Regions from separate parts of the Homo sapiens genome. Here region 2 is linked to region 1. A link is a contact called in ENCODE Hi-C or POLR2A ChIA-PET data. All regions are on one chromosome and are shown on one strand. The core of a region is the stretch at or near the end of the contact, and the rest is flanking DNA. Distances in the headings are between cores, read along the strand shown.

Region 1 (6,839 bases), core at 1-2,500:
ACCGGGCTCCCTCCCGCCGCCCGCCCGCGGCTCCTCCCCCTACAGCGGCAGCTGCAGCTCCCCCCGGCTCTCGAGCCACATAATGGAGGCGCTGCCACCGCCGACACACACACACACACACACACACACGCGCGCGCGCACACACACGCCCCGAGCCCGAGGCCTCTCGGCTAATCTGGGATTCCCCGCGCCCCCTCCCCCACCCTCACCGCGGCGCCCTCCCGCCCGGGGCTCCCTCCCCCTGCGGGGCTCCGGCAGGCCTGGGGCACGGTCCCCACCCCGCGCGGGCCTCCCGCCGCGCGCAACGTACAACGCAGCACTCACCCGCCGCCGGAGCCCCGGGGCGACCGCCGCCTCCGCCGCCTTCCGCCTTCTTCTTACCTCCCGCCTGCTGCTGGCCCTGCCTCGCCCCGGGCGGCGCCACCGTCACCGCGAACAGCGAGGTGGGGCCGCTGCTCTTCCCCGCGGCCTCCTTGGCGGCCCCGCGCTGCTGTTGGGGCTGTTGCTGCTGCGTCGCCGGCGGTTGAGGCTGCTGCTCCCCGTGCCCGTTCTCGTCGCCCGCGCCTTCCTCTTCGTCCCCGAGCTCATCTTCCCCTTCCTGGAAACCCTGATCGTCGCCGTTCTCGTCTTCCGAGGCGGCCTCCTCCTCCTCCATCGGGCCCGAGTCGGCCGCCCCCGCGGCCCCGTTCTCCTCTCCTAGCTCCATCTGGTCGCCGTCCAGAGCGGAGATTCCTTCCTCCTCCTCTTCCTCTTCCTCCTCCTCTTCATCGCCGCCGGCCGCGGCCTCCTGCTCGAGGCCTGCTCCCGAGCGCCCAGCGGAATCCCCGCCCAGGTCTAGGCTGCCGTTCCCGGGCTCCATGGCGGGGCGGCCCCCGGCCTCCTCGTCGTCCAGCGCAGCCTGGAGTCGCTCCATGAGCTCGGCCTTGAGACCCTTGTCAGAAAGGCGTCGCTTCTTGAGCTCCTCTTTCAGCTCCGACACCTTCAGCTTTTTTACATTAACAGGCGAGGAACTCATGGTGAGGGCCCCGATTCACCGCTAGGCGCTGCCTCAAACTCGGCTCCGCTCACTCGGCCACTGGTGGCGGCTGCTGCGGCTGCTCCTCGGCCCGGGCGGCGGCTGCGGCTGCGGCTGGAGATGGGTTCGTGCTGCAGAGCGGATCCGCCTGGTGTCGAACGGCGCCAATTCCTTTCACCGAGTTCGCGAGGGAGACGCGGAGACTCGCCTGGCGCGAGCGAGCACGCAACGTCCTCTCGCAGGAGCGGCGCCGCGCACGTAATATAGGCGCCCCGCCCCCTGCGCTGACGGGAGCACTGCGCAGGAGGAAAGCCGGAGCGCGCCCGCGCTCGGCCCCGCCCATTACCGTACTTACCTCCCCGCCCCCACGCCGAACCCGGGCCGAGAGCGCGGTGGAGGCCGCGCAGTGCGCTTCCAATTGGGACTGAGCAAATGGAGGAAAAGGAAACCGCCTTTCAGTTCAACCGACTCACTGCATGATATATTGGCCTTTCTGGGTCTTTGGTGGCTATACTCGTTTGGCTTTTCTCCTTCCCAGCTTGGAGGCTGCTTTATCCAAATGCTTTCTTCAGTCCTCAACTTGGCGTTTCAACCCGAATCCGCCTTTTCTTCCATCTTAGATCTGCCTTCTTATGTGTTTCTCCAGCTCTTCGTTTAAAACTCCTTCAAATCGTATTTCAGTTTTGACTGGTATAGCATACATTGGCAACTGTTACACGCAGCGGCTCTTTTCCTCATAATACCGTATTTGGTTTAATTTGTGTAAGTCCTGCCTTGCGAATTGGATTTTAAGTTCGAGAAGGGCAAGGGCAGAACCGTTCTTTTGTCTGTTCCACACCCCGGGTGCGGGGCCTGGGAAGTAGAGGCTTTGCTTACTACTCCATACTGCAAACCTTAGTGTACCTGCCTTTGCAGGGCAGCTATTCTCATGCTCTTAATAACCCTGAATAAACCTCAGAATTGCATTTCCAAGTTTTCTGTAGCTACCACAAAGACGGACCTCCAGTAACACTTGTTCTGTCCACTTTAGGACCTGGTCATCAGCTACGAAGTCCCAGTAGCTAACCGTGAGGGTGAGACCCAACTAGGTCTTTGATTATAGGCCCACTTGATTCTCTTCCTATTCCTGTAGAAATACTCTTGACCAAATTATTCTGAAACTTAAAGTTTACGAAAAATCAAGGGCTGTGATTTTGTAAAAAGAAAAATGGACTATCGCTCTTGAAATCCGTTATTTTATATGTTAGAAGTTTACTTTTTCTCTTTAAAGAAAAGATGTGATGTCTCGAAGTTTTAGATAGGGAAGTCAGAATTTAGATTCGTGATAGAAGTTAACATTTTAAACCCTAGATAATCTGCAGTGTCCAGCCAGTGTTCCATCTGACTAAGGAGATGGTTTATACCCACTGTTTGGTGCTCTAGGTGGCACAATAATATTGCCCCATTATTAATTTGAAATTTGGAAGTAAACACATTGAAATTTCTCCCATAGGCTAATATGATTTAACTAATTGATACATTTTATTTTTGAAGTTTATTTTCGGTAGCTTTTATGAAGCATTCTACCATACCTTGCAGTCATGTATACGTGAAATATTAACACTTGTGAAATGATTTGACTTGAAATTAATGGACTATGTACAGTACTACTGATAATCCCCAGTTCAAGTTAAGTGGTGAGGATAGCCCCCAAAATAGAAACTTCCAAACAGTGCCAGAAACTCATTTTAGCCTTTGGTTATAATTTTGAAGGTTATGAATAAGCCACAAACTGGAATTTGAAATTTTGTCTTCGTTCAGAAATGGGAAGAGAGCTACAGGGGGTTTACATGTTCACAAACTAGATAACTAATCCCTTAATGAATCAGAGTTAAATACAATTATGATGGTTCCTTAAATTTATGTGTCCTAGATATTATTTACACCTTTAAATATTAGTTATATGAAAACAAATTTCATTTACTGGAAAACACTAAACTATGAAAACAAAGATTGTATATCTACATATAGTAGATCTGTAACAGTCACTCTTGGAACATTAAGTCAGTTGCAAAAATAAACATGAAATACAACTTTTGATGCTCACAAGAAAGTTCTATGGCTTTATCTCCAAAAGTTTTGGAGAACTTTAGAGCTGGATGGGGCCTGGAGATCGATCTGCAGTCCTGTTCATTTTACTGCCCAGGAAGCTGGGACCCTCACCCCCCACACCAATGGGCTTTCTATTACATTGTGCTGTCTTAGACAACATTTGAAAGAAAAACAATTTCTGCTCAAAGAACCATCATCATACTATCCTTTTCACAAACAGAGGAAATATGCCATTCCATAGTCTTATGTTACCACTTCAAAGTACAAATGGTGACATCTTATTGATCATTTTTGCTTCTTATATTTTTAATGCTATCATGATAGTCCTGCTCTACAGAGACCTGTTAAAGTGCAGGTCACTTCCTGTAAATCTCTGAAGGACCTCTAAGACAATTTAAATTCCCCCTGTGTCAAATCCTAGAGGCTACCAAGAATACCGCGTGCCGGAGGAGACAAGTTAATTCTCAATAACAAAAAATGATTCAAGAATGACCTATGAATAATTGATCTGTGAGAGGTAACTACAAAGTTTTGGTGCTCTGCATGTCTAGCTTACATTTTTGAGGTTTAAGCAAAGGAAATGCTATACTTTGTCACACAATTTATTCAGCAAATATTTTTTCAATACTTTCTCAAAAACATTTTATAGTCATAACGATGAGGCAGTTCCAGAGATCTACAGTTAACAAAGTATCCTGCACTTAAAAATTTGCTGGCCAGGCCCAGCGGCTCATGTCTGTAATCCCAGCACTTCGAGAGGCCGAGATGGGAAGATGGCTTGAGGCCAGGAGTTCGAAACCAGCCTGAGGAACACAGTGAGACTCCATCTCCACAAAAAATTAAAATTAGGTGGCTGTGGTGGTACGCCTGTAGTCCGAGCTACTCAAGGGGCTGAGGTAGCAGGATCACTTGACCCCCGGCAGTCAAGGCTGCAGTGAGCCGTGATTGTACCACTGCACTCTAACCTGGACCACAGAGGGAGACCCTGTCTCAAAAAAAAAAAAAAAGAAAAAAGAAAGAAAAAGAAAAAAACCCGTTAAGATCTTACGTTAAATATTCTCATTCCCCCCCGCCCCCCAAAAAAAACAAAACAAAACAAAAAACAAGATCGGGAGTGGTGGCTCACACCTGTAATCCCAGCACTTTGGGAGGCTGAGGTGGGCAGATCACCTGAGGTCAGGAGTTCGAGACCAGCCTGGCCAACATGTTGAAACCCCATCTCTACTAAAAACACAAAAAATAGCCAGGCGTGGTGGTGGCCGCCTGTAATCCCAGCTACTCAGGAGCCTGAGGCAGGAGAATCACTTGAACCTGGGAGGCGGAGGTTGCAGTGAGCTGAGACTGAGCCACTGAACTCCAGCCTGGGGGACAAAGCAAAACTTCGTCTCAAAAAAAAAAAAAAAAAAAAAAGGCCGGGCGCGGTGGCTCACGCCTATAATCCCAGCACTGTGGGAGGCCGAGGCGGGCGGATCATGAGGTCAGGAGATCAAGACCATCTTGGTTAACACAGTGAAACCCCATCTCTACTAAAAATACAAAAAATTAGCTGGGCGTGGCAGCGTGCGCCTGTAATACCAGCTACTCGGGAGGCTGAGGCAGGAGAATGGCGTGAACCCTGGAGGCGGAGCTTGCAGTGAGCCGAGATCGCACCACTGCACTCCAGCCCGGGCAACAGAGCGAGACTCCGTCTAAAAAAAAAAAAAAAAAGAAAGAAAGAAAGAAAAAGAAAAAGAGCCGGGAGCAGTGTGGGCTCAAGCCTGTAATCCCAGCACCTTGGGAGGCCAAGGCGGGCGGATCACCTGAGGTCGGGAGTTTGAGACCAGCCTGACCAACATGGTCTCTACTAAAAATACAAGATTAGCCGGGTTCGGTGGCAGGCGCCTGTAATCCCAGCTACTAGAGGGGCTCAGGCAGGAGAATCGCTTGAGCCTTGGAGGCAGAGGTTGCGGTGAGCCGAGATTGCGCCATTGCACTCCAGCCTGGGCAACAAGAGCAAAACTCCACCTCAAAAAAAAAAAAAAAGGGAAAATGAAAAAGAAAAAAAAGGACAAAGGTACACAAGGAAACTGTTGGAGGTAATGGATATGTTCATTTTCCTGAATGTGGTGATGGTAGCATGCGTGTGTATGTCTGTCCAAACTCACCAAATATGTATAGATTTATTAGTTATATGCAGGGTTTTCTTTTTTTTTGAGACAAAGTTTCACTTTGTTGCCCAGGCTGGAGTGCAGTGGAACCGTCTCAGCTCACTACAACCCCCGCCTCCCGGGTTCAAGCAATTCTTGTGCCTCAGCCTCCCTCGTAGCTGGGATCACAGGCGTTCACCACCACCCTCGGCTGATTTTTTTTTTTTTTTTTTTTTTGTATTTTTGTAGAGACAGGGTTTCACCATGTTGCCCAGGCTGGTCGTGAACTACTGAGCTCAGGCAATCCACCCATCTCGGCCTCCCAGAGTGCTAGGATTACAGGCGTGAGCCACCGTGCCCGGCCTATATGCAGTTATCGTATACCAATTATACCTCCATAAAGCTGGGGAGGTTGGGGGAGGAAGACAAAAGAATTCAGGCCTGCGGGGAATGATGGGAGTGGGTAGGAGAGGAGAGAGGGGAGAGAGGAAAACACAGATCACCAGCAGCCTCGTGGGTGGTTTTGTAAAGGACTTTGGCTTTTGCTTTCTGCTATGGACTGAACGTTTGTGTCCCCACAAAAGTCCTGTGTTGAAACCTAATCCCCCATGATATTAGGAGCTGAGGCCTTTGGAGGCAACGAGGTCATGAGCGTGGAGCCCTCATCAATGGGATTAGAAAATTTATACAGAGCTGAAGAGACCAGCGTTCGTGTCTTCTGCCCTGTGAGGACACAGCAAGAAGGTGCCCTGGGTGGGGAGGCGGGCCCTCACCAGTCACTGAGGCGCTGGGCTTCTTAGCTTCCAGAACTGCGACCAATAAGTGTCTGTTGTTTATAAGCTACTCGGCTTATGATGTTTGTTAGAAGAGCCCAAATGGACTAAAACACCTCCAGGAGGAGGGAAGACATAGAACGTTGTTAGCAGAGTGACATGAGGGGACAAGAATGCTAAATTAAAAGGACTCGAGAGGCTGTTCTATTTAACTTGGTTTTTGTTTGTTTGTTTTGATCTGGAGTGCAGTGGCGCAATTTCGGTTCACTGCAACCTCTGCCTTCCGGGTTCAAGCAATTCTCCTGCCTCAGCCTCTCTAGTAGGTGGGGTTACAGGCGTTGGCCACCACGCCCAGCTAATTATTTGTATTTTTAGTGGAGACGGGGTTTCACCATGTTGGTCAGACTGGTATTGAACTCCCGACCTCAAGGGATCCACCCGCCTTGGCCTCTCAAAGTGCTGGGATTACAGGTGTGCGCCACCTCCAGCTAATTTTTGCATTTTTAGTAGAGACAGGGGTTTGCCATGTTGGCCAGGCTAGTCTTGAACTCCTGACCTCAACTGATCCACCCACCTTGGCCTCCCAAAGTGCTGAGATTATAAGCATGAGCCACCATGCCCGGCCTTAACCCCTTTTTTTGTTTTTGTGTTTTTTGTATAGCACGATCAAGCCCAATTTAAATTAATCAAAGATGCATAAAATATACTGAGATACATTTTCCAATGTATTTTACAAAAGATGTAAGAGTCAGAAACACCTCCAAAGTATTCTGTACTAAAAGTAGACATTTTCACATAGACAAACAGGAAAGCCCAGCTGCAAGGGAGGAGGTA
Region 2 (6,839 bases), core at 3,088-5,587, 35 kb after region 1:
TGCTCACTGCAACCTCCACTTCTTGGGTTCAAGCAATTCTCCTGCCTCAGCCTCCTGAGTAGCTGGGATTACAGGTGCGTGCCACCATGCCCGGCTAATGTTTTTTGTTTTTAGTAGAGACGGGGTTTCAGCATGTTGGTCAGGCTCGTCTCGAACTCCTGACCTCGTGATCCGCCCACCTCGGCCTCCCCAAGTGCTGGGATTACAGGCGTGAGCCACCATGCCTGGCCAGGAGGTGAAAATGTCTTTATTTTACTCTCTCATTTGATTAATGGTCTGGTGAGGCAGAGAATTCTAATTCAAAAAATTATTTTTTCCTCAAAATATTGAAAGCATTGTTTTGTTGTCTGCCAGTTTCCAATGCTGTTCTTGAGAGTTCCACTGCCATTCTGATTCCAGAATCTTTATGTGTAATATTTATTTTTTGCCTTCTATGGATTAATGTTTTCTCTTCATCTCCAGTGTTCCGAATTTTTTTTGTTGTTTGTTTTTGAGACAGGGTCTCACTCTGCCACCCAGACTGGAGTGCAGTGGCACGATCATAGCTCACTGGAACCTCCACCTCCCAGGCTCAAGCAATCCTCCGCCTCAGGCTCCTGAGAAGGTGGGACCACTGGCCTGCACCACCACACTGGACTAACTTTTTGATTTTTTGTATAGATGAGGTCTCAACATCTTGCCCAAGCTGCTCTGGAACTCCTGGGCTCAAGTGATCCTCCCACCATAGCCTCCCAAAGTGCTCGGATTACAGGTGTGAACCACCGTGCCCGGCCTCTTCTGAAATATTATGAAGATATGACTTAGTGTAGATCTTTTCATTAATTTTTCTGGATAGGCCCTTTGAATCTAGAGGCCCACTCTCCTGAGTTTTTTTTTCTTTGGTAATTTTCTCTTCTCTATATTCTACTTATTAAATTCCTGGCCGGGTGTGGTGGCTCATGCCTGTAATCCCAGCACTCTGGGAGGCAGAGGAGGGCAGATTACCTGAGGTCAGGAGTTCAAGACCAGCCTGGCCAACATGGTAAAACCCTTTCTCTATTAAAAATACAAAATTAGCCAGGTATGGTGGTGGGTGCCTGTAGTCCCAGCTACTCAGGAGGCTGAGTCAGGAGAATTGCTTGAACCCGGGAGGCAGAGGTTGCAGTGAGCCGAGATCGCGCCATTGCACTCCAGCCTGGGGCAACAAGAGTGAAACTCTATCTCAAAAAATTAATTAATTAATTAATTCCTATTAGTTGGCTATTAGACTATCTGGATAATCCTTTATTTTAAATTATTTTCTTGCTTGTCGTCCATTTATTTCTATATTATGGGAAATTGCCTCATTTCCCATAAAATTTGCTGTCACTTTATCTTATCTCTCTCTCTGAGAACAGCAATTTCATCTATTTCTGGAAGTGTTTGTCCATGTCCTGCATTGCCTTTTTCTTCAAAATTTTCCCCATCATTCGTTTGTTTATTTTAGTCCTTGTCTTTCATACGGGATCATGGAATGCCCAGCAATCCTTGTAGGACCATTCACATTAAACAGTGACTCACTACAAAGCTGAGAGGAAACATGAGCAAGGCTTGGTAATGTTGAACTTCACTCCAGGGTGATAGGGTCATGCCTGTTCAGAGAGTTATTTTCTTTTTCTTTCCTTTCTTTCTTTCTTTCTTTTTTCTTTTTTTTTGACGGAATCTCACTCTGTCACCAGGCTGGAGTGCAATGGTGCGATCTCAGTTCACTGCAACCTCTACTTCCCTGGTTCAAGCAATTCTCCTGCCTCAGCCTCCCGAGTAGCTGGGATTACAGGCGTTGGTCACCACACCCAGCTAATTATTTGTATTTTTAGTAGAGGCGGGGTTTCACCATGTTGGCTAGGCTAGTCTCGAACTCCTGACCTTAAATGATCTTCCCACCTCGGCCTCCCAAAGTGTTGGGATTACAGGCATGAGCCACCGCGCCCGGGTATTTATTTATTTATTTATTTATTTATTTTAGAGACAGTGTCTCACTCTGTCACCTAGGCTCTCACTGCAGCCTCCATCTCTTGGCCTCACTCAATCCTCCCACTTTGGCCTCGCAAAATGCTGGGATTACAGGCGTCAGCCACCACGCGTGGCCCAGCTATTTAATATTTTAACGGAACAGTTTTTCCAAGAAAAACTCATTCTTCTACCTGAGAACAGGGGTGGGGCTACCATACACTCTGAGGACAAGCAGGGATAGGGCCTGGCTGCATTTCATGTAGCCCCTCTTGCTTTCAGCCCAGTGCCTCGTCCCTGCCTTCCAGAATGTCAGCTGTTCCCGAATCTGGACCCCTGCAGTTCCATTTCCCCAAAAATTAGCTTCTGGACTCGTGCCGGCAGGGCGGGGGCAGGGTGGAGGGGAGGAGTGTTCACCTGGCTATGTGGAGAGGTGGAGGGAACATGATGGGAACTCTTCCACAGGTTTGGAACCAGTTTCCCTGTTTCCAGCCCCACTTGGCAGAACCTGTCTCTCGCAGTCCGAGCCTTTAACGGTTTTTTGTGTACATCAGCATCCTCCTCTGATCTGGTGCCGCTTCCCTGCTATGTGAGTTACTCGCTTCTTATGACTTCCGTAGTCTCAAAATATACTGCTGTCATTCACTGTAATATTCTCTTCTGTTCTCTTTGATGCTATGGGTTTAGACTCATTTTATTTCTTTTCTGTCATTTTAGTAGACCCCAGGAAGCCATGGAGACAAACATTGTGTTGACTCTGCTGTGTTTAATCAGCAATCTCCCTACCTACTTGGTAAGATTATCATCAGTATCAACTTGGACAATATATGCAAGTGCTTTGCAAGCTCTAAAATGTCATCCACGTGTGATTTACTATCATTTGATCCCTAAGACACCTCGAGAGATTTTTTTCTGCTGTGACTTTTCTCTTGCTACTTTTGACAAAACGAGCACTTCAGTGCTGGCAGCTGTCCATCTAGCAATAATCTTTAAGGTCCCAAACAAGATGAAAATGACTAAAACGCTCACAATTGTATGTGTTATACAAAAGAAGTTGAAAATGCCATACTGAATGGTAGGCTAAATGAAATGTACTATGCTAGAATTTCCAGCAAAAGTCTCTTAAAAGCTGGGTGCAGTCATGTATTCCTGTAGTCTAAGCTACTTGGGAGATTGAGGTGGGAGGATCATTTAGGGTCCAGGAGTTCAAGACCAGCCTGGGAAACATAGCAAGACCCCATCTCTAAAAAAAAAAAAAAATTCTTTCTGCTCCGCTCACCCACAAAACCCCCAGGTAAGTGCGCTACTTGCCCCTGTGCTCCACAGGCCCTGTGCACAGAACTCTTACACCACTGCCCACTCTGTGGAAATTGTTTATTTCTTGTTGGTTGCACCCTCTGGTTATGGGTTATGTCTTACTCATCTCTTTATCCCCAGCACCTAGTAGAGTGCCTGGAATACAGTAGCTCCTCAATATTTAATGATTCGAAACACTGCAGACAACCGCATTCAAATAGTATCCCGTTTTTTTGGGAAAATGCTTCTAAAGGGGATGACCAGATATTCCACTTGAAATGTTAAGAAAACAAAAATTGGAAATTCTTTCTCCTTTTTTTTTTTGAGACAGAGTTTCCCTCTTGTTGCCCAGGCTGGAGTGCAGTGGTGCGATCTCAGGTCACGGCAACCTCCGCCTCCCGGGTTCAAGCCATTCTCCTGCCTCAGCCTCCAGAGTAGCTGGGATTACAGGCATGCTCCACCATGCCTGGCTAATTTTGTATTTTTAGTAGAGACGGGGTTTCTCTATGTTGGTCAGGCTGGTCTCAAACTCTGCACCTCAGGCAATCCGCCTGCTTCGGCCTCCCAAAGTGCTGGGATGACAGGCGTGAGCCGCCGTGCCCAGCCTTCTTTCTCCCTTATAAAGACAAAGGAGGCTGGGCTTGGTGGCTCACATCTGTCATCCCAACACTTTGGGAGGCCAAGGCAGGTGGATCACCTGAGGTCAGGAGTTTGAGACCAGCCTGACCAATATGGTGAAACTCCATCTCTACTGAAAATACAAAAATCAGCTGGGCGTGGTGGTGGGCACCTGTAATCCCAGCTACTCAGGAGGCTGAGACAGGAGAATTGCTTGAACCCGGGAGGCAGAGGTTGCAGTGAGCTGAGATTGCACCACTGCACTCCAGCCTGGGCAACAGAGCGAGACTCCATCTCAAAAAAAAAAAAAAAAAAAAAAAAAGACAAAGGAGAACATTTTGGATCTGTCTGACAGCTTGCTTCATCTTTTCATGCAATGGGAGAAGAAGGATAGAGAAATAAAACTCCAGTTCTGGCAGCACCAGACAGCCCAGACACAAGTGTTAAGCACAAAAGGAGAGGCAGCATGGATCCTGGCAGCTCTTGTGTTGCATGAAAAACACCTGCTCTGTTGGCAGCCAGGAGAGAAAAACCAGAATAGCACAGGCTCACCCACTCACGAAAACACAGGAACTCCCCTGTATGTAGGCAAGAGGGGCTGGGGAGCATCAGCAGACAGGCCTAGTGAAGCTTACCTGGAAAATGTACCCTATACTCTTTAAAAGGACTTGAATTTCCTTCAGAATGAGAAGAGAATGAAATTCAACACCTTTCTTTCTTAGAGGCAGCTAGGCCTGATCAGAGCCCACAAGGTTGCAAGCTTGCCGGAAGCTTGACTCAGCCAGGACTAGCCACACACGAATGAGGCCTGGGGCCAGAATCGCCCCTGGGGGAGGCTCCCTCGGCCACACTGTGAGGAAATTGCTGAGGAACATGCCATCCACTCTGCTGGGGGTACCCCACAGTGGGCATTGCACTCAGAGTTCTGGGGGAATGGGGCAAGATTTGGAGATAACAGTATTGAGAACACTGAGGGCAGCAACCAAAATAAGCAAGCAAGGAGACCTACAAATCAGGAAACATGGCGACAGGGAAGGCCTGAGCCATGAAGACCACGGTATTAACCCGCGAGGATGACCCTCTTGTATCTTCAACATCATGTGTCCAAAATAGCCCTTTGAGATGTTCCTTAAGAAAAGCGTTCATGGGCCCGGCACAGTGGCTCACACCTGCAAACCCAGCACTTTGGGAGGCTGAGGCAGGAGGATCACTTGACCCCAGGAGTTCGAGACCAGCCCAGGGAAAATAAGGAGTCCCCCATCTCTACCAAAAAAAAAAAAAGACACAGAGAGAAGAGTTCTACCAGAAAATCAATACCACATGTTTTCACTTGTAAGTGGGAGCTAAACACTGGGTCTGTACAGACATAAAGATGGAAACAATGGACACTGGGCACTCCAGAAAGAGGGAGTGGGGAGGCAGACGGGGTTAAAAACCACTTCCTGGGGGCCCTGTGTCCACAGTTTGGGAGACAGGTTCAATAGGAGCCCAAACCTCGGCATTATGAGTATATCCATGTAACAAATCTGGACATATACCCCTTGAATCTACCTTTTTTTTTTTTTTTTTTTGATGGAGTCGCACTCTGTCACCAGGTTGGAGTGCAGTGGCACAATCTCGGCTCACTGCAACCTCTGCCTCCCGGGTTCAAGTGATTCTCCTGCCTCAGTCTCCAGAGTAGCTGGGACTACAGGCGCGTGCCACCACGCCCAGCTAATTTTTTGTATTTTTTTTAGTAGAGACGGGGTTTCACCATGTTGGCCAGGATGGTCTCGATCTCCTGACCTCGTGATCCGTCCGCCTTGGGCTCCCAAAGTGCTGGGATTACAGGCGTGAGCCACTGCACCCAGTCCTAATTTTTTTTTTTTTAATTAAAAAGAAAGGGTTCTATGGTCACAGAAATTTGGGAAATGCTGCCTGCAATAAACCCCCATAGGGATTTACAATGAACAGTAACCTCTGGAAGGCCCTGAGCAGTTCTTCAAGAAAGGAAAAAGACAAAAACAGAAAAAATGACACCTGGATTTCCCACTTTCCTTCAAGCAAGGCCTGTTAACATCCTGCAGAACTAGTGTTCCAGGGACCATAAAATGGTAACTGCTGTTCTACCCAGCCTTGACAGTTGAAGCTCGTCTTTAGCAATGACACAACTTTCAGAATTTTGTAGTGAAAGATACGTTTTGTTATAAACATTAGTTGTGAATTTTTAAATCCTTTTTTCTCAAGTAACATCTCACAGCGGAAAATCCACCATGTTTCTGAAATGTTGTTTTGTTTTTCCAATTAACTTTTTTTTATATAGACTCAATTTGTTTAGCACTGTTTGGGCAAAACTGAGCAGAAAGCAATGTTCCCAGATGCCTCCTCCCCACCCCTCCCCCTCAGACTCCCCCATATCAACACATAGAGTGCCCCACAGTGGCACATTCTTACGAACAATCAACGAACCTGCACAGATAGTCATTATCACCCAAAGTCCGTAGTTCACATTGGGGTTCACTCTTGGTACTGTGCATTCTATGAGTCTTGACAAGTATATGATGACACGTATCCACCAGTGCAATAATATACAGAGTCGTTTCACTGCCCTAAAAATCCTCCGTGTTCTGCCTGTTCACCCCTCCCTCCCACTAACCCCTGGCAACTACCAAACTTTTTACTGTCATCATAGTTTTGCCTTTTCTAGAATGTCATATAATTGGAATCCTTATAATGTTTTTGTTTTTGTTAAATCTTATGGTATTTCTGTGTAAAAGGAAATTAAAGAGAGAGAGAGAGAAATAACACCCCTTCCATGGAAGATCACTGGCTCATTCTTTACTTTATAACAGGGTTTCTCAACCTTAGCACTATTGGTGTTTTGCACCAGATAATTCTTTGGTGTTGGGCAGGGAAGGGGGTGTTGTCATGTGTGGTTTATTTTTTTTTTTTTAGATGGAGTCTCGCTCTGTCTCCCA

Evidence for each region. A loop is a pair of places that touch in the nucleus more often than their neighbours do. ChIA-PET counts read pairs that join two places held with the same protein, here RNA polymerase II (POLR2A). Pooled maps may share reads with other maps.
Region 2: a map of gastrocnemius medialis shows a loop between it and region 1 (3-fold over the local background). The contact joins the enhancer-like site here to the promoter of HNRNPU in region 1. A Hi-C loop is called at or near these places in 4 of 168 maps with a recorded cell type or tissue (Caco-2, IMR-90, endothelial cell of umbilical vein and 1 more), 1 of 37 single-sample maps with no recorded cell type and 3 of 50 pooled maps. POLR2A ChIA-PET finds 5 or more read pairs at or near these places in 21 of 52 experiments (A549, AG04449, BJ and 15 more).

What each region holds. Positions count from the first base shown.
Region 1 is chr1:244,863,293-244,870,131 of GRCh38, forward strand. HNRNPU (heterogeneous nuclear ribonucleoprotein U) reads right to left here and starts at 1,251. Exons shown (of 14, transcript NM_031844.3): 1 at 325-1,251. The coding sequence starts at 1,015. It overlaps LOC124904588 (UPF0764 protein C16orf89-like), which reads right to left. Exons shown (of 4, transcript XM_047439568.1): 3 at 1,371-1,439; 4 at 1,190-1,294. The coding sequence ends at 1,190. RefSeq lists silencers at 1-320, 1,301-1,400 and enhancers at 625-1,456, 1,457-2,287, 1,621-1,680, 5,379-5,978.
Region 2 is chr1:244,895,239-244,902,077 of GRCh38, forward strand. It overlaps LOC124904588 (UPF0764 protein C16orf89-like), which reads right to left. Exons shown (of 4, transcript XM_047439568.1): 2 at 3,945-4,010. Among named protein-coding and RNA genes, the nearest start is that of HNRNPU, 34 kb to the left of the region's middle. Within about 2 kb of position 4,338, at least 3 of the 41 ENCODE cell types and tissues checked have a DNase peak (open chromatin) inside an H3K27ac peak, as active enhancers do; they include gastrocnemius medialis, where a contact is called at or near this core.